2 separate regions of the Homo sapiens genome follow, and region 1 is linked to region 2. A link is a loop called in an ENCODE intact Hi-C map of the cell type or tissue named here. Cell type or tissue: heart left ventricle. All regions are shown on one strand. Each heading gives the region's core, and the rest is flanking DNA. Links, peaks and the distances in the headings are about the cores only. Region 1 overlaps FLNB (filamin B). Region 2 overlaps FLNB (filamin B).

What was found. Peaks named below come from ENCODE experiments on the same cell type or tissue, not always from the same donor. Only the 100,000 strongest peaks of a DNase experiment are listed, where the experiment ranks them.
Region 1: a loop joins it to region 2, with 1.8 times the contacts of the local background. A loop is called at or near these places in 33 of 110 quality-filtered maps.

Annotation. Positions count from the first base shown.
Region 1 is chr3:58,056,051-58,070,662 of GRCh38, reverse strand. The region is part of intron 1 of FLNB (filamin B); the gene reads right to left. Among named protein-coding and RNA genes, the nearest start is that of FLNB, 55 kb to the right of the region's middle. RefSeq lists an enhancer at 4,360-5,237. In heart left ventricle, for the core only: no CTCF peak of the experiment used is centred there; no DNase peak of the experiment used is centred there.
Region 2 is chr3:58,012,862-58,027,473 of GRCh38, reverse strand. The region is part of intron 1 of FLNB (filamin B); the gene reads right to left. Among named protein-coding and RNA genes, the nearest start is that of FLNB, 12 kb to the right of the region's middle. RefSeq lists enhancers at 4,756-5,737, 5,738-6,718, 6,719-7,701, 11,817-12,330, 12,331-12,843 and 2 more. In heart left ventricle, for the core only: a CTCF peak has its summit at 7,461; a DNase peak (open chromatin) is centred at 7,005; H3K27ac peaks cover 1,388 bases.

The DNA.
Region 1 (14,612 bases), core at 4,324-6,823, 45 kb before region 2:
AAGAGAGAGAGAGAGAGATGGGGTGTGTGCTTGACACAAGTTACCAAGGCCACACACACTCGCACTAAGACTTGGCCATCTGGGGAACAGGATGCCATGCACTGTGCACTCTGCCCCCTCATCTCTACCACCCGGAGAGGCTACATGGTAGAGGGGTTGCAAACACAGGCTCGGGAACCAGTAGCTTGACTAGATACATCGGTTTGAACAATCCATCTCTGAACCTTATTTTTCCTCATCTACCAAATAGAAATGGCCATGGTCAACTACTTCCCAGGGCTGTTATAAGGAGTAGGTAGGTTAGAGAATGCCAAGTGTCGGCCGGGCACAGTGGCTCACGCCTGTAATCCTGGCACTTTGGGAGGCCGAGGCAGGCAGATCACTGAGGTCAGGAGTTCGAGACCAGCCTGGCCAACATGGTGAAACCCTGTCTCCACTAAAAATAAAATTAGCAGGGCATAATGGCAGGCGCCTGTAATCCCAGCTACTTGGGAGGCTGAGGCACGAAAATCACTTGAACCCAGGAGGCGCGGTTGCAGTGATCCGAGATCACACCACTGCACTCCAGCCTGGGTGACAGAAAGAGACTCTGTCTCAAAAAAAAAAAAAAAAAGAAAGAAAGAGTCAAGCACAATGCCTGTCTCACAGTTGGCCGCTTAATAATGTTCCCTCCCTCCCCTCCATCCTCATTTTCCTAATACTTAAGTACCTGCTATGTGCCAAACACTCTTCCCTAGGGCCAGACATCCACAAGCCATACTCCAAGTGTTTTGTGCAAGCAGCAAGAAATGAAAAGAAGTACCTTGTGAATTAACAGGTGGTTGAAATGTTCAATTTGTCACTTCTCTGAGCCAAGCAATTAATTAGGAGGGCCATGACTGCCACCTCCAAGGCCCCTGCTCTCCTGCTCCAAAGGGAGGCTGACCCCTAACGCTGCAGCGAACCTGGGGCACGTGAGATCTCTGCAAGAAGGACACGTCTGAGAAAGAATTTTAGGTGGTTCTTGGTGTTGCTCTGAGGGTCTTGGGCCATGCTGGTCTTCTAAACCACCCGGCTCAGACGTGTCCTTCTTGCAGAGATCTCATATGCAGCACCAAGAACCACCTAAAGAACTGAACTATGGGCCGGGCATGGTGGCTCACGCCTATAATCCCAGCACTTTGGGAGGCTGAGGCAGGAGGACCTCCTGAGGTCACGAGTTCGAGACCAGCCTGGACAATATGGTGAAACCCTGTCGCTACTAAAAATACAAAAATCAGCCAGGCATGGCGGTGGGCACCTTGTAATCCCAGCTACTTGGGAGGCTGAGGCACAAGAATCACTTGAACCTGGGAGACGGAGGTCTCAGTGAGCCGAAATCACTCCATTGCACTCCAGCCTGGGCAACAGAGCAAGACTCCATCTCAGAAAAAAAAAAAAAAAAAAAAAAAGAATTGAACTACTGATATTTTATCAGACCTCCCTGAAAGAAAAGAGCAGCACATATGGGTCAGGGGTCTGGCCCCTCCTTTTTTTTTTTTTTTAAAGACAGGGTCTCGGTCATCCAGGCTAGAATACAATGGTACAATCTCTGCTCACTGCAACATCCGCCTCCTGGGCTCAAGCGATCCTTCCACCTCAGCCTCCTGGGTAGCTAGGACTACAGGCACATGCCACCCACCTGGCTAATTTAATTTTTTATAGAGACAGGGTTCCGCCATGTTGCCCAGGCTGGTCACAAACTGGCCCCTCCTTAACATCCCAGTTTACTGTGCCCCATGCTCACCTGGCCTGGAACTCCTTCCCCATCCCCTCTCCCTCTAATGCCTCTTCTATATCCAACTCTGCACAAAACTAGAATAGATCCTGTCCGTCTTGGCTGCTTGGGTGAGCCTACAGCAGCAGCAGCAGCAGCCTGTGAAGAGCTGCTGCAAGACCACCCCACATTGAAGAGCTCAGATCTCCTGCATCCAGACCCCAGGCCAGCAGGACCTGGTGCCCACTGACAGCCCAGGTCAGCTTTGCAGTTTCTCTCCATCCTTGCCTGTTTTCTGAGCCCAAACAAACCATGGCTGAATTGTAGGCTTCAGCTGTCCAAACAAAAGGGCATTCTGAACCAAAGCGGGGACAGCTGACAGCTCTCCTCAGTTCCTCAGTCAAAACCTAGCCAGATGCAACCCATCTCCCCAGACAGCAGGTTAAGGAGGACCATGTCGGTCAGCTGCCCAGGACCAGTGTCCCATTTTCAAGTCCCATATCCCTTCCATCCACACAGCCAATGAACTGTGCACTTTGGCTCAGGTACCCCAGAGGCCCCTGGGTAGGATGAAGGGGACCAAGCTGGCTTATCTCCTCCTGCTCAGGGCTTTTCTCCAGGGCCTTGATCCAATAAAAGGCTGCATGCCAACAAGGCAGACTTAAGGCCCTGATAACTGATGCCTATCTGTGGCCTTTGTCCCCTTCTCCCTCCCAGGCATGCAACTTCCACCTAGATGGTCAGTCAGCCTCCCCTGGAAGTCAGTGCTGTGCCTGTCTTTCAAATAAGCAACAAATGATATGAAATGAGCCACGGCTTCAGGACCTGAACAGTGGGCATGCCTGCTCCATGCACTCTTTCCCCGATTGCCAGCCAGGAGCCCAGACAGCGCAGTCACCTGGCTTTGGCCTGCACTAGGAGAGGCACAGCAAGGTGAGGGAAGGAACCTGGGTCCCAGTATCAGATGCCCTGCCAACCTGAAGACCGAAAAAACCCACACTCTACATGCTTTCCACAACTGTTTTTGTTGTTATTGTTTTTAAGAAAACCTCTGGCCAGGCGTGGTGGCTCACGCCTGTAATCCCAGCACTTTGGGAGGCGGAGGTGGGCGGATCACGAGGTCAGAGATCCAGACACCCCGTCTCTATTAAAAAATGCAAAAAATTAGCCGGGCGTGATGGTGGGCGCCTGTAACCCCAGCTACTCAGGAGGCTGAGGCAGGAGAATGGCGTGAACCTGGGAGGCGGAGCTTGCAGTGAGCCAAGATCATGCCACTGCACTCCAGCCTGGGCGACAGAGCGAGATTCTGTCCCAAAAAAAAAACAAAAAAAAAACAAAAAAACAAACAAAAAAAACCTCTTTGTTACAGTGGTTAAACTATAATGTGGGGATGTTCTGGGCTTTGGAAGACCAGAAGTCTCATGGGCCTATCTCAATTGGTAAGAGAAAACATAAACCACAGTAAAATACAAGTAGACAAGGGGGCCGAAGTTGGCTGGATTTCCAATTCTCTTTCTTGCTCATGAACTACTCAAAGATCACAAAGAAGCTGTTTGAATTAATTTTTATCCATCACTGTGTCAAGGGTTCAGTTAATATAAAGTTGACTTGGCAGGTCTTTTCATGTTAGTAGTTTTTCAAGAGATGATACAGTAGATCAGGAGCACCAAGTGGTGCTAGTACACTGTGTTGAGAAGGATTCTGAGGCCACATCTGGATTCAGCAAAAAAAAAAAAGACTGCTAAAATGCATTAGAAATGTCTTCCGTGAACAGGGCATGGAGAATGGAGGCAGTGAAGATTAGCAATGCCTGCCCTGGGCATGGCATGGGGGAGTCGTGGCCAGGATTTCTCTGCAACAGAACTGAGTAAACATTCCCTAATCCCTGATTTGAGATTTCTACTATAGGCCCATAACACATTCCTTATGCATAACCTCAGACTTCAAATTCCCTATTTTGCCAACTATTCCTTCTGTTCTCTCTCACTTGCTGGACAATTTTTGCCTCAAATAGTTGGAACGAATCACTTCATAAATACCTTATTGTTATTTTGGGATAGAGAGTTTGGTGAACTTTCAGCTCATAGTATCTATGATGGTGTACTGCTTCATAAATTATCCCAAACACCCTATTTCTGGTTAACAGGAATCACTGTATTTAAAAGTTCCATTTTCATCACCCAATGCCTTTATTTTCAATGCCACTTTTGAAAAGGTAAAATTTTGAGAATTACTTAATATCCAACAACAAAGCCACACTGGACTAAATAAATGATCAATGAGACAGGTCTGCTAAAGGGCCTAGGATACAGTAACTATCTTACCACTTTCTAGCACTGGGAAATCCTTTAAAAGTCAAAACGAGGATTCCAACCTCTTGTTAGAAAGGTCGAAGAAGGGAAACAAAAAAGCAGGGCTTGATGGCTTATGCCTGTAATCCCAGCATTTTGGGAGGCCAAGGCAGATGAATCACCTGAGGTCAGGAGTTCGAGACCAGCCTGGTGAACACGGTGAAACCCGTCTCTACTAAAAATACAAAAATTGGTCAGGCATGGTGGCGGGCGCCTGTAATCCCAGCTACTCAGAAGGCCGAGGCAGGAGAATAGCTTGAACCCAGGAGGTAGAGGTTGTGGTGAGCCGAGATTTCGCCATTGCACTCTTGTTGCCACTGGGCAACAAGAGCAAAACTCTGTCTCAAAAAAAAAAAAAAGAAAAAAAGAAAAAAGAAAACTTAAAGAAGAAGAAAAAAAGTATAGACACTCCAAAATGGTCAAAGCAATTGCGTTCTAAACTAAGTTTTAAACCTCAAAGCAACAGGTTGCTATACAAACTCATTCTGTTGCTGCCACACAGTTCTCCTGGACAACTGACAGTTCAAGGCCCCCAAGGACGCCTGGGCATGAGCAGAAGTGGAGGAGCTCAGAGCCCAGCCCCCAAGAGGCTCAGGTTAAAGCCCAGCATGAGCTCTGGAGGCCTCAGCCTGATGGCAGTCTGTGTCTCGCTCACAGCTTCCAGCTACAACTGCTCGGCAAACATTTCCAGCTGAAATAATAAATGCTGGCTGTGAATGGAGGTCCTCGTGACCCTTTGACTCCAGCTCAGTTTGTCATGTGGTGAGGCCACCTCACCTGAAACACAGCCCATGCTCCTGTGAGCTCAGTCTGGCCCACCCTGGGGCTGTGCACCCCACAGGGAATCCCTCGAGGAAAAGAGTGATGGGTGAAGGCAGGAGGAACCATGCCAGGGAAAGACTCCTAAACATCTCTTCTCCTTAGATCCACAGCAACCAAAATACAATGGCAGCTCGCTCTCTTCCAGCCCCCTCTCCTGGGCCAGACCCTGTGCCACTTGCATCACCTTGTGCAATCCTCACAATGACCCTGTGAGGGTGGCTTTTAGGGTTAATCCCATTTTACAGATGACATAACAGAGGCCCACAGAGGTGAAGCCAACTGCCAAAAGTGACACAGGGGGAGAATCTAGATGGAAACTCACTTCTCTCTGTTATCAAAGCCCAAACTCCTACTCTTGCTACTTCGCTGAATCTACATCATCTCATAACAACTTGATGAGGTGAGTTCAGTTATGACTCCCATTTTGGAGATGAGGAGACAGTGCACAGAAGTGATCCACACACATGCTGTGCTTGGGAGGTAAGCCAGGCTTCTCTGCCCACCAGGGCAGGGCCTCTGAATTTCCACCTGACTCAGTCATTCCCATGATGCCTGCGCTGCCGAGGCTCTCGGGAAAAACATGGTGGACAGGCAGCGTATGAACCATATAAACACAGGGCACAGAAGCACACAGAGCACAGTCCCCTTGTCTCAGCCATGACTGACTCGGCCTCTACCACACCCTGAGAACTGGGGAATTTTTTTTTTGAGACAGGGTCCGGGGTCTTGCTCTGTCACCCAAGCTGGAGTGCAGTGGCACGATCACAGCTCACTGCAGTATCGACCTCCAAGTCTCAAGCAATCCTCCTACCTCAGCTTTCTAAGTAGCTGGGACTACAGACACCTGCCACCACGCCTAGCCAGTGTGTGTGTGTCTGTGTGTCTGTGTGGTGTGTGTGTGGCGGGGGGAGACAAGGTTTTGCCATGTTGCCCAGGCTAGTCTTGAACTCCTGAACTCAAGCAATCTGCCCACATTGGCCTCTCAAAGTGCTGGGATTACAGGCATGAGCCACTGCACCTGGCTGGAACTGGGGATTCTAATGATAATGGACTGTCCCTCCATTCAAGAGGTCCCCTATGCATGCCGCACTGCTTGGCACAGAGCTATTCTCAGGTAACTCCTTGAGGGAATCAGGGAACTTGAGAGAAGATGCAGCTCTGCTCTTATTTACCCAAACCTATCAGCCTGTGTGTTTTCCAGAAAACAGGAATTAGAGTTACTCACATACTACTTGAAGATTCAATTTGCTCTATTTTTCTTTTCTCATATTCAATAAATATTTCCTAACTGCCAGCCAGGTGCTGTGGCTCATGCCTATAATGCCAGCACTTTAGGAGGCCAAGGCAGGTAGATCACCTGAAATCAGGAGTTTGAAACCAGCCTGGCGAAACTCAGGAGTTTGAGACCAGCCATGGTGAAACCCCATCTCTACTAAAAATACGAAAATTAGTTGGGCGTGGTGGTGAGTGCCTGTAGTTCCAGCTATTTGGGAGGCTGAGGCAGGAGAATTGCTTGAACCCGGGAGGTGGAGGTTGCAGTAAGCCAAGATCGCACCACTGCACTCCAGCCTAGGTGACAAGAGTGAAACTTCGTCTCAAAAAATATACACATATTTTCTAACTGCCTACTGAGCTCCCAGCTCTGTGCTGAATACCAATTATACTTTTAAATGAGAAAGTTAAATTGGCTTGAAATGACTCTACAAAGAGATAATGGCGTTATTATAATGAAAACTGGTGTCTCCACAGGGCAAGACATTGAGGACCTTTTAAAGGAAGAAAAAAAAAACCTTTTGGCTTTTTGTCCCTCATATTAGGCTATGTTTCCTGGGAGTTTTTTCCCCTTTTATAATAAAAAGTTAATAATAATAATAAATAGGATAGGTATTTATCCTTTAATTGCAAACTTACAAAAGTTGAGCTTTGTTACAAAGTCAGATCAAGGTGGCTTCCTTGGTTTAAAAGGGGAGAAATCAGCTTCCATTTTTCCCCTGTAACTCACCTCAAGTTACAACTCATATTAGCCTGCTGTAGAGATGGCAGCCTGCCCAAAGATTGTGAAGTCATAAAAGGGAACAAAACTCCTAATTTAAAGTCTTGAGTAGGAACCAAGCTGAGGAAAATTCCAAATAATTTATAACCGCTGGCTCTGACCATCACCACAGAAAAGGGAGGAAACCACAAGAAAGGAGGCCCTCAGAGGACAGATAGGGGGAACTCTGCCTGCTTTACCTACACTGACACTTTCTGGATGGCTCCTCCCTGTGCCCTGTCTTTAGCTCAGCTGACGGCTCAACTTTATATCCCCAAATCTGGACCTTTCAGCCCACAATTATGTGAGGAGGCCTCCAAACACACGTCCCACCCAATCCCAACAGAGCTCTCTGCAAACTCTCTCAGCCCAGGGACCGACCTCCTTCTTACGGGTGGAATTCCATGCCACCAACATCCAAAGTAAAAGGCATGGTGCAGGGATGGGTGGAACCCACTCAAAGAAAGGGCAGGTCGCTGGCTGAAGTAACTGGTGGCCAAGTCACCCAGGAGTCAGGGGCATTAAGTCAGTTAGTGATGGGGCAGCTAGAAGTTCAGACGTCCTGCTGGGGCGTCAGAGAAGCCTGGTTCACCTCCCAAGCACAGCGACTTGGCAAGCTGTGTGACCATGAGTGGGTCGATTCCCTGTGCTCAGTGTCCTCACCTGCAAAATGAGAGTCGTAACTCCCTCGCCTCATCAGGCTGCGGTGATACGATGGAGTAAAGCAAGCAAGCAGCACTGCCTGACGACTGTCCCATCAAATTCACGGGGGCTACTACAACCACTGTTATTACTACCATAGTATTATAACACACACAAGTTTGGGAGCTAAGGGTGCCTCCCCGTTGGCATTGTGAAAAGGATTCAAGCCATTCAATTCTGGTTCAAGACTGCTCAGAGCCGAATGCCCTAGAATTCCGCCTTCTAGCACAGATGAGCATTCCATCTGCTAATGACCACAAGAGCTGGGTCCCTAATGGGACACAGCATTAAGGCTGATAGAATCAAGATGTTTCTTGCTCGGTGAGCTGCTGAATGAACTGGCAGTGTGCTCTAGTCTGCAGGCCACCCCAACTCCTCCCACAGATTCCGGGGCAGTCTGCAGGGGCCAGGCTGGGGCCACTGCTGATAGAAAATTAAACACAAGGTCCGTAAATTCAATTTGAAGTTCCCTAACATGATTTCTTTTTCTAATGGGAGGTGGGGGAGGTTTTGATATTAAAGTGATCTTTAGCCATTAAAGCAGTTCATTACAAGACAACTGGTGGGGGGAGGGAGGGAGAACTGAAAACAAATGCCTCCCTGACAGTAAGTGGTTAAATAAACTTTACATTCAAGCAAGAGGAAAACAGGGTGCTGTGAAAAGAATAAGAAATGTTTGTTTGTTCCAATATGAATAGGCTTCTATGATGTATTAAGGGAAGGGGATAATTTGTAGAAAAGTATGAATTGTACAATCCTGTTTTTCAGAAGTCATGACTGCATCTGAACAGAAAGATCTGGAAGCATAAACACCAAACTGTCCTCACTGGCTCCTTCTAGGAAGAAAACTAAGAAGCTGATGGTGGAAGATGGGCTTTCATTTTATTGTTGTTATTTATTCTGCATTGCTTGATTTTTTATTTTTATTTTTTAATGGAGTCTCGCTCTGTCACCCAGGCTGGAGTGCAGTGGCATGATTTCGGCTTACTGCAACCTCCGCCTCCCAGGTTCAAGCGATTCTCCCACCTCAGCCTCCCAAGTAGCTGGGATTACAGGCGCCCCCCATCATGCCCAGCTAATTTTTGTGTTTTTCTAGAGACAGGGTTTCACCATGTTGGCCAGGCTGGTCTTGAACTCCTGATCTCAGGTGATCTGCCCACCTTGGCCTCCCAAAGTGCTGGGATTACAGGCATGAGCCACCACACCCAGCCCCCCCAAAAATTTAATTTTTAAAATTTAAACTACATATGTTACTTTTTTTTTTTTTTTTGGAGGCCAGGGGGAGACAGGGTCTCACTCTGTCACCTAGGCTGGAGTGCAGTGGTGCAATCACGGCTCACTGCAACCTCGACCTCTGAGGATCAGGCTCCCGACTCAGCTTCCTGAGTATCTGGGACATTTGGGTCCCAAGTAGCTGGGACAGTCACCACCATGCCTGGCTAATTTTCGTAATTTTTGTAGAGACAGGATTTCGCCAGGTTTCCCAGGCTTGTCTTAAACTCCCGGGCTCAAGCAATCCTCCCATCTCGGTCTCCCAAAGTGCTGGGATCACAGGAATGAGCCACCATGCCCTACCCATCTGTTACTTTTATAATAAATCTTGACATACATCATCAAAAAAAGAAACATAGTACAATACATATGAAGAACTCTTCATCTTAACAAAATTGCTTGTCAGGATCTATAGGTACTAACGTGGGAAAATCAACAGGTATTATGAAATGATAAAAGCAATGTGTATGACAGGTTCAAATTTGAGTACAGGGTACTACAGAAGTAATATAATTGAATTCATCTATGTACAGACTGTCTCTTGACAAGACAAAAAACTGTTCCCAGACCATGCAGTTGCTTCTGGAAAGAGCAGCAAGGAATAGAGGTGAGGTGGGGTGGTAGGGCAATGGCCTTTCACCTGTTTGTTTAAATCGCTAGTGCAATGTTACCTATCAGCAAAGGAATACCTGGAGACTCTGTGGGTTTGCCTGATTGTCTTTCTGATGCTCCTTGGCTCAGCTTTCTCAGTGGCCATCCAAATGCCTTCCATTCCTCACCAGACACACCCGTCCTGGACAAGCAATCTCCCAGCCTCAGGAGATGGACTTTGCCATTTCCAAACAGCTTGCCAGAGGAGTCGATGTTGAAGATTACATTGCAAAAGATGGAGTCATTTGGTTGCCTTTGGGCATGTTTTTCTTTTCTTTTCTTTTCTTTTCTTTCTTTCTTTTTTTTTTTTTTTTTTTTTTTTTTTTTTGAGACAAGGTCTTGCTCTGTTGCCCAGGCTGGCCTCAAGCAATCCTCCTGCCCCAGCCTCACAAGTAGCTGGGACTACAGGGGTGTGTGCCACCACGCCCAGCTAATTTTTTGGGTCAGCCAGGCACAGTAGCTCACGCCTATAATCCTAGCACTTTGGGAGGCCAAGGTGGATGGGTCACCTGTGATCAGGAGTTCGAGACCAGCCTGGCCAACATGACAAAACCCCATCTCTACTAAAAGCACAAAAATTAGCTGGGCACAATGGCACACGCCTGTAATCCCAGCTACTTGGGAGGCTGAGGCAGGAGAATCACTTGAACCTGGGGGTGAAGGTTGCAGTGAGCTGAGATTGCGCCACTGCACTCCAGTCTGGGCAACAGAGCGAGACTCCATCTCAAAAAAAAAAAAAAAAAAAGAGAGACAGGGTCTCACCATGTTGCCCAGGCTGATCTCAAACTCCCGGGCTCAAACAATGCTCCCGCCTCTGCCTTCCAAAGTGCTGGAATTACAGGCATGAGCCACCACACCCAGCCTTGGGCATGTTTTTCAAGCCACCAAAAAACAAAAACAAAAAACACCCACCTTCCTAACTCCCTTGCGCCCCCGTTCACTTGCACCCTAGGAGAGCTTGTCCATTATGCAGAGGTCCGACCTCCCAGTGAGAGGTGAAACCTGAGGGCTTGGCCCTGTGCAGTTACCCCCCTGAATCCTTACAGCTGCTTTATGAGGAACTGCTGTTGGCTCCATTTTCCAGATTAAGAAAAATAATGAATAGGTCAATTAAACCCAAAGTCAGAGTTGATAAGCAGCAGAGCAGGAATTTGAACCCAGGCCATGACTCCAGAATCCACTGTTGGCTATTTCACCCTGGAGACCCAAACGGGAGTACACAGGAAGATGCCCAAACAAGGACATGATGGTGTTACAAAAGCTTTAAAAACTCAGAACCAAGTAGGGGGAAAATGCTGAGGGTTACATCATCCTCCTAAAAGAGATTTATCAGTGTGCCCCTGAACTCTGGCCCGTGATAAACGGTCGTGGCAGTAAGATAAACAGAACAAGTACACAGCAGATCGGCTTTGCTGCTAAAGGGGGAACACATTCTAACATTCCTGAGGCGCACTGTCCAAGGGCAGGCCAGGCAAGAAACACACGATAAATATCCAAGGCATCACCCCATCCACCAGCTGCTGCCGTGGCTGGAGACGCAGTCCACAGTCAGGGCTCTTTATGACCAGCTCATCTAAACAGTCTGCACCTTAGTCAGAAGCTGCTTCCCGGCTCAACAAGAACCCCAGCTGCAGTGTCTACATCTCAGAGCAGCTCTGCCTGAACCTAGCTCTGAAAAGCTAGGTCCAGCATCCCCCTAGACCACACTCACAGACAAGGCTCTCTCCTCTTACCACCTGGCCTATTTACTAAAGTTTTTCCTTCACTCATGTTTTCTTTTTTCCTTAGCTTAAGTAATTATGTCCTGGAAATCACAGGTTTGATACATTAGTTGCATTTTATAAACACATGAAAAACACATGTTAGAATTTTTAAATGTGTAACATGAGTATCATCTTCAGTACCACCTCTTAGAAAAGACTACCAGATGTTAGCTGGTTTTTCCAGAAAAGGGGGTTTCAGTGGCCAAACAACTGGGGGCACACTAGACTAAACAATTTTTTAACTGCTGCAGGACTTCTCAGAGCCTTTAACATGCCAACGTACATTGACAATCTCAAAGAGAGGGCTACAGTGTCACAGGGAATTTGCCAACACTATTGGACTAGCGGATGTTTAAAAATTTTATCTCCAAAGAGACTAATGTTCTCCAGAAGATAGTTTGGGTAAGTCCACTTTAAACTGCTCTTCAGATCCTCTATGAACAAGTCTCCCAAACATTCCCAGAGGCTGGGAGGTTACATTCTATAAAACTGGCAGGAGTGAGGATGAGACACAGGCAATAAACACACAGAAAGAAAGGAAGACAGGAAATAAGGAATTGGAGCTTTCTCTAATCTACAACTTTCTGTGGCAGTGATTAAGAAATGAGAATCTCGCTATTTGGATTCAAGAAGTTTTGCAGATAAAGGACAATAAAAAGCAGTTTTCAAAACGCTGTCCCTAATTAAGGATGCTAAAGGGAAGCACACCCTTTTGCACAATCCTTAGCCAGTGTTTATGAAATTCAGGCGACAACCAACTCACTTAAAAACCACATTAAGGAACATCTTATTGTTCCAGTGCAAACTGTAATTCTTAAACAACAGGCGATGATTTTGAGGAATTTGGGCGAAAACCAGCTTCTCCTCCTTTCTAGGTTTCCTTTAGAGCAATATGTTGTCTGTGACGAAGATTTAGACAAGTAGGAAGATGCAGGGATGGAGCCCCATAATTTGGCCCACTGCTTACATCAGTAGAAAGAGAGGGAGTCGTCCTGATGTGGGCAACTGGAACATCAAATTATGTGAAAGGGGGAAACCTTCAGAACCTCCAGCCAACTGCCGCTTCACTCTAAACTTCCTACACAGGAGAGGAAAGATAACTTAGTAAAAGTTAGTAAAAACTATTTCTGTAATAACTAAAACACATCCAAGTAGCATCCCTAATGCTACTGAAAGATAAAACGCTCACATGCACAATAATAGCAATGAGCCACGAAGCTTGAGTGCTAAAAAAATCCACTCAACTGGCCAGGCACAGTGGCTCACCCCTGTAATGCCAGCACTTTAGGAGGCCAAGGCAGGCGGATCACCTGAGGTCGGGAGTTCGAGACCAGCCTGACCAATATGGTGAAACCCCCAACTCTTAAAAATACAAAATTAGCCCGGCGTGGTGGCGCATGCCTGTAATCCCAGCTACTCGGGAGGCTGAGGTAGGAGAATCGCTTGAACCTGGGAGGCGGAGGTTGTGGTGAGCTGAGACTGTTCCACTGCACTCCAGCCTGAGCAACAAGAGCAAAACTCTGTCTCAAAAAAAAATCCACTCGACTTACATGTGGTATTAGATCCAAATCTGAGATTCCATCGACTATAATGTAAGTGTAACCAACCTAACCCAACAACCACTAATCAACAAATAATTACCAAGGGACCACCCACCCAGTCAACCAACTACCAAACTACTCATAAAAACCCAATTGGATTCATCCTAGACTACTCTCTCCCACCAAATCCACTCTCCCTGAATCCTGTTAGCTGCCTCTAAGTTGTTCCCTAGCCCAGCAGCCATCATCTAATGTCAGGCCCCTTTACTGGCCTACAAATCAAAACTCTTCCCAAATCTCCCCGCTGAACCCAGAGGGTAACCTCATACCCTTCAGGCACAGCTCCATCTCAGGAACCAACAAAACACTTCTAAAGCTAGGTAGAGGCAGACAGGACAGATTGGGCACAAAACATTAGAAAATTGAAAGGAAATGAAATTAATAGAAGTATAATTCAGTGCTTGCAAACCATCATCTTCACTAATTACTAACTTTGCTATTTATAGAAGTTGCAGGCCAGGCATGGTGGCTCATTCATGCCTGTAATCCCGGTATGTTGGGAGGCCAAAGTGGGTGGATTGCTTGAGCTCAGGAGTTCAGGATCAGCCTGGGCAACACAGTGAGACCCCATTTCTACAGAAAATACAAAAATTAACCAGGCATGGTGGCACGTGCCAGTAGTCCCAGCTACTCAGGAGACTGAGGTGGGAGGATTGAGCCCAGGAGGTCAAGGCTGCAGTGAGCCCTGTTCATGCCACTGCACGCCAGCCTGGGTAACAAAGAGAGACCTCACCTCAAAGAAAAAAGAAAATGAGTTATAGGTTAGTTTTCTCACATCCCAAGAATTTCCAAGTATACACTGATTGCTGAGAAATTACAGTCAATTGTTAAATAACTGAGTTAGTCACAGGGCGTGGTGGCTCACGCCTGTAATCCCAGCACTTTGGGAGGCCGAGGCAGGCAGATCAGGAGGTCAGGAGATCAAGACTATCCTGACCAATATGGTAAAACCCCATCTCTACTAAAAATACAAAAATTAGCTGGGTATGGTGGAGCACGCCTGTAATTCTAGCTACTCGAGAGGCTGAGGCTTGAACCCAGGAGGCGGCGACTGCAGTGAGCCGAGGTCATGCCACTGCACTCCAGCCTGGGCAACAAAGCGAGACTCCGTCTCAAAAATAAATAAATAAATACATAACTGAGTTAGTCATAGCCAAATACTTTTTTAAAACACAAGTATGAGCAAGACCAAAACTTTTTTTAAAAAGTTTCAAACTATTTTACAGCAATAAACACCAACACACTTTTTTTAAAGTGTGAAAAGTGGGTGTGTTTCATTGTATTTGATATGATAGGCTTAGGGTCTAAGGTCTTAAAAAACATCCCAGCATCTGGCCGGGTGCGGTGGCTCACACCTGTAATCCCAGGACTTTGGGAGCCCGAGGTAGGCAGATCACAAGGTCAGGAGTTCGAGACTAGCCTGGTCAACATGGTGAAACCCCCACCTCTATTAAAAATACAAAAATTAGCTTGGCATGGTGGTGGGCGCCTGTAATCCCAGCTACTCAGGAGCCTGAGGCAGAAGAATCCCTTGAACCCAGGAGGAGGAGGTAGTAGTGAGCCGAGATCATGCCACTGCACTTCAGCCTGGGCGACAGAGTGAGACTCCACCTCAAAAAAAAAAAAAATAAATAAATAAATAAATAAATAAATAAATAAAATTTATTAATGGCATTTCTTTTC
Region 2 (14,612 bases), core at 6,391-8,890:
CTCGTTGATACTAAAAATACAAAAGTTAGCTGAGGCCAGGCACGGTGGCTCACACCTGTAATCCTAACACTTTGGGAGGCTGAGGCAGGCGGACCGGGCCACCGCACTCCAACCTGGGTGACAGTGAGCCTCTATCTCAAAAAAAAAAAAAGAATTAGCTGGGCATAGTGGTGCACGCCTGTAATCCCAGCTACTCAGGGGGCTGAGGCAGGAGAATCCCTTGAACCTGGGAGGCGGAGGTTGTGGTGAGCCGAGATCGCGCCACTGCACTCCAGACTGGGTGACAGAGGGAGACCCTGTCTGGAAAAAAAAAAAAGAGCCAGAGTCTAAGTCCGGACATCTGCCTGGGACCTGCAATCTTGCCAAATCCAGCATGTCCTACACCTTTCCCAGAAACAGAAACGGGTCTCCAGAAGGGGAGTGGGTTAACATCAGCTGATCATACTGATAATGCCTAAATGACAGTCACCTTTAGTAGCTGGAGAAACAAAAGCCGTTGTGCAAGTGTTTTAAATTTTTGCCCCATCACATGGAAAAAGTACCCAGGCTGACGAATTTCTTCCCATCATTAAAACATAAAGATCTGCATTAGTCACTCAGTGAAGTAAAACCCACACAAATTCTACCTTTGGGAAAGGTGTTGGGCGTTCCCTGGCTACACCAGAGATGGCCTAAAACTGACATTTGGTAGCGCTGCAGTATTAGAAATCTGGCCCAATTATGAACAGCAGGCAGCTGGTGTCCAAGGAGTAACTGGGGGAAGTACACGGTTCATGCAAGACACAGACAGATTCCTTCTATCCATCAGGGCAAAGACTAATACTCGCCAACTCCTCAAGAGAACCGAAAATACTGGCCCCCAACCTCCCATATCCATTCCTGTCCCAGGAGCCACAGAATTCCCTGTTGGCAGCCTCCTCTGTCACCCTAGCCCAGCGACTTTGATGCTGTTTGTACAGGGCATAACCCAGAAGTCCAGTTTCCAAGCACTAACCACTGTAAAAATATTGTCGCCAGCTCCATGACACCAAGTTGGATAGTGCGGGGGTTTACCACCACACCCAGGGCAGCAAAAATTTTGACAGATGGCAGGCAGCCCCACCATGACCCCAGATGCCAAAGAGCTAGGAGGGAAAGTGCTGCCCAGGGCCAAGGCAGGGACGAGTCAGACTCCTGGGGGATGGGAGCAGCTGGCACAGCCACCCTTTACTCCAGGTTGAAAGCACACAAGGCAGTCAGCACAGCCTCAGCCTCATGGAGGATGTAACCCTGGCAGTCCCCCACCTGTCTCTCCATCTCCACCCTCCTCCAAGAAGCCCTGAAAAGAGAAGCGGTAGCCCATGGCATTAACGTGAAGACTTATTTTTCCAAGGCTAAGTGGGAAGTGCAGGGTCTCACAGCAACAATGCTGATACTAACACCACAACAGCAGCAGCTGACGTTTACCAAGCACTTACTATAAGCCAGGCACGGTGCCAAGAGCTTTAGAGGCACCTTCTCTTTTATACCTAAGAACTCTGTAAGGCAGAACATTTTTTGTTTGTTTGTTTGAGACAATCTCGCTCTGTTGATCAGGCTGGAGTGCAGTGGCATGATCTCGGCTCACTGCAACCTCCGCCTCCCAGGTTCTAGCGATTTTCCTGCCTCAGCCTTCCAAGTAGCTGGAATTAAAGGCACACACTACCACCTCCGGCTAATTTTTGTATTTTTAGTAGAGACAGGGTTTCGCCATGTTGGCCAGGCTGGTCTCAAACTCCTGGCCTCAAGTGATCTGCACGCCTCAGCCCCCTGAAGTGCATGAGCCACAATGTCTGGCCCCTGTAAGACAGAGCATTTAAGGATCACATTCAGCATATGGACGACAGGCTCCTGGAGGGAAGCAGCTCCCTGGTGTCAGCCAGCTAGCTACAAAGCAGCAAAGCCAAGACTCAGGCCCAGGAGCAAACACAAGACCAGGACCTTACTGCCGCTGCTGGGAGAGCATCTTTCCAAGAGGGTGGTCTGGGACAGGCAAAACCAGGAAAGAAAAAAAAATGAGAGGGAAGGCCAGGTGCAGAGGCTTATGCCTGTAATCTCAGCAATTTGGGAGGCTGAGGAGGGAGTATCACTTGAGCCCAGGAGCTCAAGACCAGCCTGGGAAACATGGCAAAACACTACCTCTACAAAAAATGCAAAAATTAGCCGGGTGTGGTGGTGTGTGCCTGTGGTCCCAGCTACTCGGGAGGCTGAGATGTGAGGATCACCTGAGTCCTGGAGGTCGAGGCTGCAATGAGCCGTGAATGTGCCACTACACTCCAGCCTTTGCCACAGAATGAGATCCTATCTCAAAAAAAAAAAAAAGAAAGAAAGAAAGAAGAAAAGAAAAAAGAAAAAAAAGAAATGGAAGGGAAGGACATTACAGGAGACAAAAGAAAGGGTGAGGGAGGGCAATGGAGCTACTTAAAAAAAAAAAAAAAAAAGGAAGGCTGGGCTCAGTGGCTCACGCTTGTAATTCTGGCACTTTGGGAGGCCGAGGCGGGCAGAGTATGAGGTCAAGAGATTGAGACCATCCTGGCCAATATGATGAAACCCCGTCCCTACTAAAAATACAAAAATTAGCTGGGCATAGTGGCGGCACCTGTAGTACCAGCTACTCAGGAGGCTGAGGCAGGAGAATCGCTTGAACCTGGGAGATGGAGGTTGCAGTGAGCCAAGACTGCACCATTGCAATCCAGCCTGGCAACAAAGCAAGACTGTCTCAAGGTTAAAAAAAAAAAAAAAAAAAAAAAAAAAGGAGGCTTGGCCAGAAGACCAGAAATGCAGAAATGCCACTCATGATGGTTCCTACTCAACAGTTATCCAAAAACCCAGGTTGCCTCTTCTTCTAAAAAGAGTCTGTTAGGTAGGAGGCGGTATCTTTGGCCTATTTCTGGGAGTATTCCCAACCACCTTTCACCTTCCTAGATAATTAGATTGCTTCTTCATCTAGTCTGGAGAGACCACCCCCAGGTCCAGGAATTAGGGGTGTGAAAGACGGGAAAGGAGAAGAGAGAAAGGAGGTTGGTGGGGAGCATGATGACCACCATTCATGGGGCACTTACCCCAGCCCCCACCACCACCTCCAAGGACTGGGTCAAGTGATTTATCAGGATTATATCATTTTATCTTCGATAACGCCAGTAAGGGGGTACTGCTATAGTCTGGGACACAAACTCAGAGAGGTCAAACAACCTTCCCCAAGTCTGCCAGCTAGAAAGCAGCAAGGTCTATCTGACCCATGCTCTGAAGCACTCCGGAAGTGGCTGGATCTGTATCCAGAAGTGGTTTCCATTCCATCTCCTCTGCCTCCTGGCTGAGACAGGATGGCTTCATGGGCCTGGTGTCCTCAGGGCTATTGGGAAATGGTGCCTCCAAAAAAACAATACCATGAAGACCTTAGGGCTACATATAATTTTCAGACTTCTCAAAGTTCCCAGGCAGTCAAGGGTGAACCAAGCTGCCCAAGTACATTGTCAGGCTCACATCTGAAACATGTTTAAACAGCTAATGGAGCTGAGCAACTAAAAGCTAAATGAGTTTCTATGCTGGGCTGCCTATGAGACAAGGTCACAATAGTTACCAAGTATAATAACTATTATTAAGAGACCCTGGCAGTCCCAATAAAAGTAGGTCCTAAAAACTTTTAAGAGACAGAAAGTGGCTGGAACACCTCCATGCCGTGGTTGACCAAACATATTTCTAGACCAAGGGAGACTTGCAAACCACAATGAGACTCAAATGAGACCTTTCATTTTAATGTTGGACAAAGCTCAGCAATAACTCAATTGAAGACGAATCTTGTTATAACCATCAGTATGACCAAAATTATTTCACAAAGCATTTCCAGTCCACAGTCACTTTTTTCCTGAGAAAGGAATCTCTTTCTTCCCTATTCTGATTAAAAGGCAGCTGTAAGCAAAATCCCCTAAAAGTAGAAAAAGATTCATTAAAATTCTTCACAGGTGATTTTTTTCTTTATATTTTTCTGTGTTCTTGCAATTTTTTGCAAAGAGTAACAACTACAGATGTAACTTTTTAATGCTCCAATAAAAATTTATTAGAATTGAATTTCAGGCTGGGCACAGGGGCTCACTCCTGTAATCCCAGCACTTTGGGAGGGCCAGGTAGGTGGATCACTTGAGGTCAGGAGTTCAAGACAAGCTTAGCCTGTCTCTATAAAAATACAAAAATTAGCTGGGCATGGTGGCACGTGCCTGTAGTCCCAGCTACTCGGGAGGCTGAGGCAGGAGAATCACTTGAACCCAGGAGGCAGAAGTTGCAGTGAGCCAAGACTGCAGTTTGGGCAACAAAAGGAGACATCATTTCAAAAAAAAAAAAAAAAAAGGCCGAGTTCGGTGGCTCAAGCCTGATCCCAGCACTTTAGGAGGCCGAGGCAGGTGGATCTCGAGATCAGGAGTTCAGGACCAGGCTGGCCAACATGGTGAAACCCCGTCTCTACTAAAAATACAAAATAGCCAGGTGTGGTGGCATGCAACTATATTCCCAGCTACTCGGGAGGCTGAGGCAAGAGAATCGCTTGAACCCAGGAGGCGGAGGTTGCAGTGAGCCAAGATTGCGCCACTGTACTCCAGCCTGGGAGACACAGCAAGACTCTGTCTCAAAAAAAAAAAAAGAAGCAAATTTCAAAGACTTGCTGAGCTGATGGCTTTCCTTGGGAAAGCAGTAAAATATGAAGATTAAAATCTCAGACAAGAATCTGAGTAATAACCACACACTCACTGGCCAATCTGGGTGTGCCTCAGTTTTCTCATCTGCATAACGGGAATTACAACAATAACTACTTCTCAGAATTGCAATGATGTTTTGTATAGCTATTAGTAAGAAGCGTTTATCACAATGCCTGGTACTTTGTATGGGCTCTCTCTATATTCACTGTAACTAATGAAACTGTTACTATGATTGTGACTTTCAGTAATTTCCTATTAAATTCATTTTCTGAGCTTCACCTGGAAAAGGCCTTGTTCTCTAACAGTTGTTGAAGCAAATCACAGATGTCCAGAGAATGAACATGAACTGCTGAGTTCTTTAAGTTCAGCATCACAGTCCAAAAACGAAGTGTTCCACTGGGACCCCAGACCCAGTTGTCTACTACATATAATTCCCACTTCACTAAAGGCAGCAAAGAACCACTGTTTTGCATTTTCTGAATTGCAAATAAGTCAATGTACCAGTCTTAATACTCAAGCTATTATACTAGAGACTGTTTATTTAACAAGTTATTTATTAAATTCCTATTAAGTGCCAAGGTCAGAGCCACAGAGGTAAACAAGAGACACAGCGCCTGCCCCTGGAGCACTGATGACCCGTGGGAGAGTAAGAAGGCCATTTAGAACACCAATACGGCTCAGTAAGAGGGCAGTGTGGCCAAGTGAGGTGGCTCATGCCTGTAATCCCCACACTTTGGGAGGCTGAGGCAGGCAGATCGCTTGAGCCCAGGAGTTCAAGACCAGCCTGGGCAACATAGCAAACCGAATCTACAAAAAATACAAAATTAGCCAGCAGTGTTGGTGTGTGTGCCTGTAATTCTGACTACGTGGGAGGCTGAGGTGGGAGGATCGCTTGAGCCAAGGAGGTCGAGGCTGCAGCGAGCTGTGATGGCACCACTGCACTCTAGCCTGGGTGACAGAGCAAGACTCTATCTCCAAAAAAAACAAAAACAAAAAAACAAGGTGTTGGGTGCCCAGGAGAGGACCTCATGCCCAACTTTGGGTGTGACTCCCCATGGATGTCAGACAATAGTGCTGAGAAAAAGGGATAGGAGAGACAATTAGGTAAGAGGTGCACACCTGCAGGAAGTGTAATGTGACACCTGGATCACATCCTGTAAAGGACTCCCTGATGGGAGAGCCATCCCCCAGGTGCTAGCTTGCCTCCTTTGGTGGAGATAAGGAATGTGACAAGCCACTGCCTAGGTGCTTTCAAGCCAACTCTGCCAAGGCGCCTCACTCAGAACACATTCTGGGTTCTGCCTCCAGATGGCTAGAAGCTCCACCGAGGGCCCCCATCCCAGCAGCAGCACATTCCTGGTCTTCCAGCAGGTACCCCTCCCTGCCTCTGCTGAGAGGGAATCTTGTAAACAGAACCCTGAACTCTGCTCAACTGATAGCACTACAGACTCACAAAGGCCTTTTAGGGTCTCAGCTCAAAGACCTTGCACCTCAGGTCCCCTGGGAGGCAGGGCCTGGTCCCATACTCTGGCCTGCTTTACCCCACACCAAGGGAACAATCAGTTTGTTCCTGGGCAAGAAGCACCAGGCCGGGCCCCTGCTCCCACAATAGGCTGTAGATGCCAAACCATTCTTGTGTCCCTGGAATCTGATAAACCACTTCAAGGAGGTGCAGGGAAACCAGGGTGATACGCACAAGAAGTGTGGTACAAGCATGATAAGAACTTATTTTCTTGGGACACGGGGGAAACTGAGAAATCCTATTTTAGCCACCAAGAAACCTTTCCTGCCCCGGCCTCCCTAGGAGGCCTGCCTCTCCCTCAGTCACACTCAGCACAGGCGGAAGGTAGCACCGTTCCTGCCTGTTGAAGGAAAGCTGACTGCTGCTTGCCATCTTTCATCTTAAAGTCTGAATTTATGGGCTTGCGGCAAATTTACATAGTGCCTGCCACAAATCCCCACCCGTTTCCCTATAGTTCGAATGCCAGAATTCCACCCTGTGTTCCAAATAACTCCAACCTCTTTAGTAGCCTTTTTTTTTTTTTTTTCTGGAAAGGAAATTCCAGAAAACTTGTCTGGCATGGTAAAGGCTGACAGCCTTATGAAAATACTCAGAAAGGTGACCCATTTAGTCAAAAGAGCTTTCAGATCTCTATGAGAAAAGGAATTCATGCCAGCATAAAGGGCCTTCAGAGAGAGAGAACAGGAGTGCTGTGTTAACACCCAGACCTTTCAGCAAGCCAGCCCTGCGACGGCTGGGGAGGCTGAGCCCTGAATGGGCTGGACGGACCAGCTTTCTCTCTCAGGAGAGGTGCGCCTCAGGAGATGCCCGTGGGGATCACAAGTTCAGCTCTGGCTCACACAACTTTGTGCTGCCACAGCACGAGGCTACCTGCAGATGAGCGGAAAGCTGCCTGCTTGGATTGGAAGCAGGCTGCCCACTTGTGCCAGGGCCATGAGACTGATAAAGGCTGGGTGCTAGGCCTGGAAAGAAGGGTGCAGTTGCTGGGCTCACCAGCAAACACAACCCAGCACACCCTCCCACCAGTTAAACAAGGTAGCAGAAGAAAAGGGTGTGGGTGAACTCATTCCTGACAGAGCATAGCTGTGCCTATGTCCGCTGTCACCAAGGATCTCCTGGCATAGTTGGCTCTCAACAACACTCCCCTCAACACACACACACACACACACACACACACACACACACACACACACACACCCCTGTGGTGTCATGGTGTGTGCTGTGAGCCCTGCAGCCAGGGGGAGTTCCAGGGACACCTCCTTCCTCACCTCTGGTTTCTAGACCTCACAAACAAAAGCCCTGCCCACCTCCTCCAAAGCAACCTTTAGCTGGTCCCTACTGTCCACACCTGCGGTGACATTACTGCCCCCTGGAAACCAAAGGCAGGGAAAGAACTGGAGCAATGTCTCCAAAAACTGGAAAAGGTCCCAGTCAGAGCTCCACGGTGTGGGAAAAGATATGGTAAGTAGCCCCCAAAAAGTTTTGTTCTGTAGAAGGAAATTTCAGTTTCACATGAATCAAGCGCAAATGAGTAAAGTTTGGAGCAAAGCAAAACAGGAAGAAAAAAAATCCACAGAAGCAGAAAACAGTCTCTTCTACACCCTCTCACTACAATATATCTATTTTACTTTACAGAGTGTGAAACTCAGTTTTGACACAAAAGTCCTTTACAGCATGATGCAGGCAGGGATTAGGGATTAAGCCTGACCTGTAAAGTGAGGCAGAGCTGAGCCTCAGTTTTCTCATCTGTAAAATGGAAACAGATGTCAACCTAAAAGAAAGAGGCAGAGGCTTAAAATTTAAACTATTAAAGAGTTTACTTGAGCCAAAGTGAAGACAGCTGCCTGAAAGACTCAGGCCCAAGTAACCTTGGATATGAGCTCTGTTTGGCCTTTGTTACAAGCAGGTTTTTAAAAGCAAAAGAGGGGACAGACAGGGAGTGGGGCTGATACAAAGTTTTTTGTCAGGAATTCTCATTGGCGTACAGAAATAGCATTGATTAGTGGTTGGCCATCCATCGTTAAGCTATAGGGTGTGGATTATGGTACTGCGTGCAGCATTATTAGATTAATTTATAACTAATTGTGACAATAGCAATTTCTTTGTTTTAGAAACGGGTCTCACTCTGTCGCCCAGGCTAGAGTGCAGTGACGCAATCATAGCTCACTGCAGACTCAAACTCCTGGGCTCAAGCTATCCTCCCAACTCAGCCTCCCAAGCAGCTACAACTATGTAGGCTTGTGCCACTGCATCCAGATAATTTTTTTTTTTTTTTTTTTTTTTGTAGAGATGTGATCTCACCCAGGCTGGTCTTAAACTCCTGGCCTCAATAGATCCTCCAGCACCGGCCTTCCAAAGTGCTGTGATTATAGGACAGGCATGTACCACCACACCTAGCCAGCAACCAATTTTAAGAAATGAATACATAGGCGGGGCACAATGGCTCACACTCGTAATCCCAGCACTTTGGGAGGCCAAAGCAGGCGGATTACCTGAGGTTGGGAGTTCGAGACCAGCCTGGCCAACATGCTGAAACCCCGTTTCTACTAAAAATACAAAAAATTAACTGGCTGTGGTGCCAAGGCGCCTGTAATCCCAGCTACTGGAGAGGTTGAGGCAGGAGAATCGCTGGAACCCGGGAGGCAGAGGTTGCAGTGAGCCAAGATCGCGCCACTGTACTCCAGCCTGGGTGACAGAGTGAGACCCTGTCTTAAAATAAATAAATAAAAATAAAAATACCAAAACTAGCCAGGCAAGGTGGCAGGCGCCTGTAATCCCAGCTACTCAGGAGGCTGTGGCATGAGAATCACTTGAACCCCGGAGGCAGAGGTTGCAGTGAGCCAAGATTGCACCACTACACTCCAGCCTGGTGACAAAGCAAAACTCTGCCTCAAAAAAAAAAAAAAAAAAAAAAAAAAGTCAATGAATACATAGCTCAAAGAGGGTAGCAGGATGTGTTCGCTGTCTCATTTAATGTCTTTCCAGGCCTGATACTTTAAAAGGACTCACCTTCTTCCGATAAAAGTTCTTTTCTTTTCTCATAGATGTAAAGCCACTAGTTTTGCAGAGTTCACGAGGATTAGAAGTAGTATAAGTAAGATAGACCAATGCTCAGCAGACGGAAGGTGTGAGAAATACTAGATGTTATATTAGAGGATGAATATCCTCAACAGTGCACACCTCAACATTCAGTACACAGCCAGCATTATTTGTATGTATTCTTGGTACCAAGAAGAGCCAAAGAATAATATGTAGGAGGACAAGGGTCCTCCTTGCCAAGCTTTTTACATGCGCTGCTTAGAAAAGCCAGATTTTGATAATGGGGAAAGGGAGAGAGTCAGCGGCTCTGTCACAATAACTCAGTCTGATAGGCAGTCTTGCCTAAGTGAAAAACCAAACTGCTTCTTTGCTTATAGTACAAGAAAATTTTGGCCAAGGGCATTCTACTGCATGGGATCTGGCCAAAATTGTTCTTTGGTAAATGCTGTACTCAAACAATGGGCATAAGTAAAATCTCATCAAATTGTTTTTAAAAATAAACAGTTTGCAGAAGAGTTACAACAACCATCTACAGTTTATCAAAGGAACACATTTAAGTCAGCTGCTCTAAGGCTCTTAGAGGGCAGGAGCTTCAAACATAGCTCAGTATTTTTCTTTGTCCTCCTCCCCTCCCACAGAATAAATCCTGACACTGGCCAGGCGCGATGGCTCACACCTGCAATCCCAGCACTTTGAGAGGCCAAAGCGGGCGGATCACCTGAGATCGGGAGTTCGAGACCAGCCTGACCAACATGGAGAAACCTCATCTCTACTAAAAATGCAAAAAAATTATCCAGGTGTGATGGCGCATGCCTGTAATCCCAGCTACTTGGGAGGCTGAGGCAGGAGAATCTCTTGAACCCGGGAGGCGGAGGTTGCAGTGAGCTGAGATAGCGCCACTGCACTCCAGCCTGGATGACAAGAGCGAAACTCCATCTCAAAAAATAATAATAAAAATAGAATAGAATAATAAATTGTGATACTAAGTGGGCCTGATTAAAATACCCAGTAATTCCGTCCTCTGTACCATCTATACCTACTCTCACCTGCTGGTTCATCACTTCAGTCATAAAGAGACCCATTTGGTTTTCTAATCATTTTCCCCAAAAAGCTTTCTTCCCAGTACATGGACTCAGTTTCCCATGAAAAGTTAGTTAGGCACCTTAAAAATACAAGATCACTTCTCAAGCTCCTGAAGAAGAAAGTATTGTTGTTTATTATACAATAACCTGAGCCAATTTAGGGATTACTGTGCCCGTTTAATGAATAACTAGATTTACAACAGTAATGTAAGATGGCTTCTAGTAGAATGTCATGAAAAGCAACTGTAATCATTATAAAAGCAGGAAATAGCCCCATTTAGATTAAAATGGCTCATTCCATTGAATATTTTCATTAGTTAAACTTATTGTTGGGGGAAGGTGTTACAATTACAGATCCAGCTCCTTAATTTAGAATACTCAAAGATGAAAATTAAAAGCAGAATAACAAGAATATGGAAAAAAGAAAAAAACTAAATGTAGAAACACAAACCTTCACGGGAGCCTCCAAAAGAGGTATGTCCACCCCAAGGGGACATAAGATAATCCGTTAGAGCCAGGAAAAAAACAGATTTTATATTTGGATTTGTCATCTAAAAAGAAACTAAGATTTACTAATATTTAATATACAAATTGACAGTAGAGTATGTTTATAACTTATAAATATATATAAATACATATATAAATATATATATATATGAGGAAGGGGCACATACAAAACTTTCTGCTAATAGGAATGACTGGAGCAACAGGTGAGACCCCTGAGATAAACGACCCCTTTTGGCTGGGTTTACTACCCTACACTAAACAAGGGGCTGGATGCCGTGGCTCACGCCTGTAATCCCAGCACTTTGGGAGGCTAGGTGGGTGGATCACCTGAGGTCAGGAGTTCGAGGCCAGCCTGACCAACATGGTGAAACACCATATCTACTAAAAATACAAAATTAGCCAGGTGTGCACATGCCTATAATTCCAGCTACTTGGGAGGCTCAGGCAGGAGAATCTCTTGAACCCGGGAGATGGAGGCTGCAGTGAGCCGAGATCATGCCACTGTACTGCACTCCAGCCTAGGAAACAAGATTGAAACTCCAACTCAAAAAAAAAAACAAACAAACAAACTCAAGGAGCATACCCCATAGGCAGCCTCCAGTTTCAGAAAGCCCTTGGTAAACCAGCCCTGCCCACCCCTCCACTGCCCCTCTGACCTGAGCATCAAGACCTCTAAACTGACACACTCGTCTGCTCCTGTGTAAATGTCTGTTTGCCTGCCTAATTCTAGTCACGCTTTAGGTCTTAGCTGAAAGGTCCCTTCCTCCAGGGAACCTTCTAGATTACCCATACCCAGCCTAGGGGCAGGTGCTCCTCCTTTTCAGAGGGCTTGGCACCTAGATCCTTGCTACTTACAGCACGGTGCACAGACAGCAGGATCTGAAGCTGACTGGAAACGCAGAATCCCAGCCTACACCCCAGCACCTACTCAATCAGACCTGCATTTTTAACAAAGTCCCCAGGTGATGAGCATGGGCCTGAAGGTTTGAGCAGCTCTCCTCTGCATGGCTCTCCCTGCTTGCTTGTCTCTTCTCCTCTGAGCAGTATCTGAGGCAAGCAAAGGACATGATCCTCTCATTCCTGTTGTCCTAGCACCCAGCACAGGGCCTGGTTCAGAGATGGGCTTTCATATATTTGTTGAATGAGGAAAGGAAGAAAGGATCTTGGGAGACATCTTCATCAGACGTTCTGAACTTGGAGAAAGGGAACAGCTAACACACCAGATGACAGCAATAGGATTCCAAAAATATCTGGACTGGCCAGAGAATAGACAGAAGACAAGACAAAGTCCTGGACTTGGGTCCAAAAGCACAATATTCATAGTGATAATGACAACACTGTGCTATAACTTAACCTCATCAAATATAATGCTCCCAGCAACTCTAAGATAGCAACTATTTTGCTCTTGCATTTTATAGACAGGGAAGCAGGCACAGAAAGGTTAAAGCAGTGGACTAGAGTTGCACAGCTGGTATCAGGCAGAGTGCGGATTAGAATCCAGACAGTCTAGCTTCAGACCGAGGCCCTGAATCACTAGGCTACATCCAGTTTTGCCTAGGATATGCTACCTGGAAACTGATGTAGCAAAGTTGGCTGGGTCCGGTGGCTCACGCCTGTAATCCCAGCACTTTGGGAGGCCGAGGCAGGTGGATCACGAGGTTGGGAGTTCGAGACCAGCCTGACCAACAAGGTGAAACCCCATCTCTACTAAAAATACAAAAATTAGCCAGACATAGTGGCGCACGCCTGTAATCCCAGCTACTCAGGAGGCTGAGGCAGGAGAATTGCTTGACCCCGGGAGACAGAGGTTGCAGTGAGCCGAGATCACGCCACTGCACTCCAACCTGGGCGACAGAGCAAGACTCCATCTCAAAAAAAAAGAAAAAGAAAACGCAAGGTGACTGGCACCCTGACCATGGAGCTACTGGAGGCAGGGCCTAAAGGCTCCAGGCCCTGGGTATCTGCTCCCCTAAGGAGCAGGGCAGCCATCCTCAACTAAGCCAGCAGCCCACTCCATGGTACCTGCCTCACAGCACAAAACCAGGACCCAAGAGACACAATTTGGCTCCAAATCAAAGCCCTCCTTTAGCTCAGACTCTCCAAGAACGAAGGCGGCTGCCGACTGGCATGCTGGCTCCGCCGTTGCTGGGAGAACTCCACAGAGGCCCAACCACCATCTGGAAGTGATTTGGCCCAGAGATTCCTGAAAGGGGTGGGAGGCTGGAATGACCAGACGCCTGGAGCTCCCTGTCCAGCTTGGAAACAAAGCTGGTGTGAATGGGCCCTGGAGGCAGCCATAACATAGCAGGGGGCAGCCCCTTTCAAGGAGGTGACACCCTCTAGGCAGTCCATAGCCGTATTTTAGCAAGTAGGATCAACCTTAGCCAACCAAGCTGTTCTCCCCAGAGCGCGCTGATTTCAAATGCCCTTTCAGTGTGCAAACCTTTCCGGCATGACTTTTGAGATTATTAAACAGTGCCTTATTTAATTAACAGGCATTCACAGAGCACTTACTATGTACCATAAACTGTGCCAAGCACTTTAAAAATTATTAACTTGTTTAATCTTTATAACAGCCTTTTAAGAAGGTAGTTATTATCCCCATTTTAGTGATAAGGAAACCAAGGCACAGAAGTTTCTAATAGCTACTTAGTGGCAAGTGGGATTTGAACCAAGAATCCTTGCTCTTAACTACTACACAAGTGACATTGAATGCTAATGTGCCACCTTGTACATGGCCCACAACTTGTTATTAATAATTCTGACAAAGCATGCTACTTTGCTACTTTTTTTTGAGATGGAGTTTTGCTCCTGTTGCCCAAGCTGGAGTGCAATGGCATGATCTCAGCTCAACACAGCCTCTGCCCTTGGATTCAAGCTATTGTCCTGCCTCAGCCTCCCACGTAGCTGGGATTACAGGCATGCACCACCACGGCCATCTAATTTTGTATTTTTAGTAGAGATGGGGTTTCTCCATGTTGGTCAGGCTGGTCTCAAACTCCAGACCTCAGGTGATCCACCCACCTTGGCCTCCCAGGGTGCTGGGATTACAGGCATGAGCCACCACGTCCGGCCAACTTTGCTACTTTTTAAGCACTCTCTGTACTACCCAAAAGACATGCTGGCATCTGCTAGACATGCAAGAAAGAGCAGAACTTAAGGTTATTTGGAAATTATTTTGGTAGTAGTAGCACAAAAGGGAGAGGAAGGAAAAGGAGCTGACTGGACCAGTGACCCACCACCCTGGAAGCTGCCTAGTGACCCGAAGTCTTGGGAACACGCACCCTGCCTGCTCTGGCGCTGGCCTGGTTTAAGTCAGTCAAGTAAACTTTAGGGTTAGACCACATCCTCTGAAAAGGAAACAATTCCTTTCTCTAAAGGCCCAAAACAAAACACACCACCCAAACTTCTAGGCCTTGATCATCATTCTTGGGCTGAGAGACCCCTTTTCCTCCCAGCTGGCTGGACTGCCCCATGTCAGAAAGGTTTTTGGAAAAACAAGTAAATAAAACTGCCAACTCCTGGCAAACAGCTGGAATTAAAGACACTGAGTCCTCACTATGAACTGCCCATCACATAACAAGAAACGTAAGGAAATTTTCAACTTTTGGATGGCGCCTAGGGGCCTACCTTACAATGAACCACAAATGTGAATCAATAGCCAGGGTTGTCTTTCAGTGAATTCTAGGCAGAAAAGCCAGAGTCCTCTGGCAGCTGTTGAAACACCACCTATCTCAGAGCTGGAGGCATGTACAC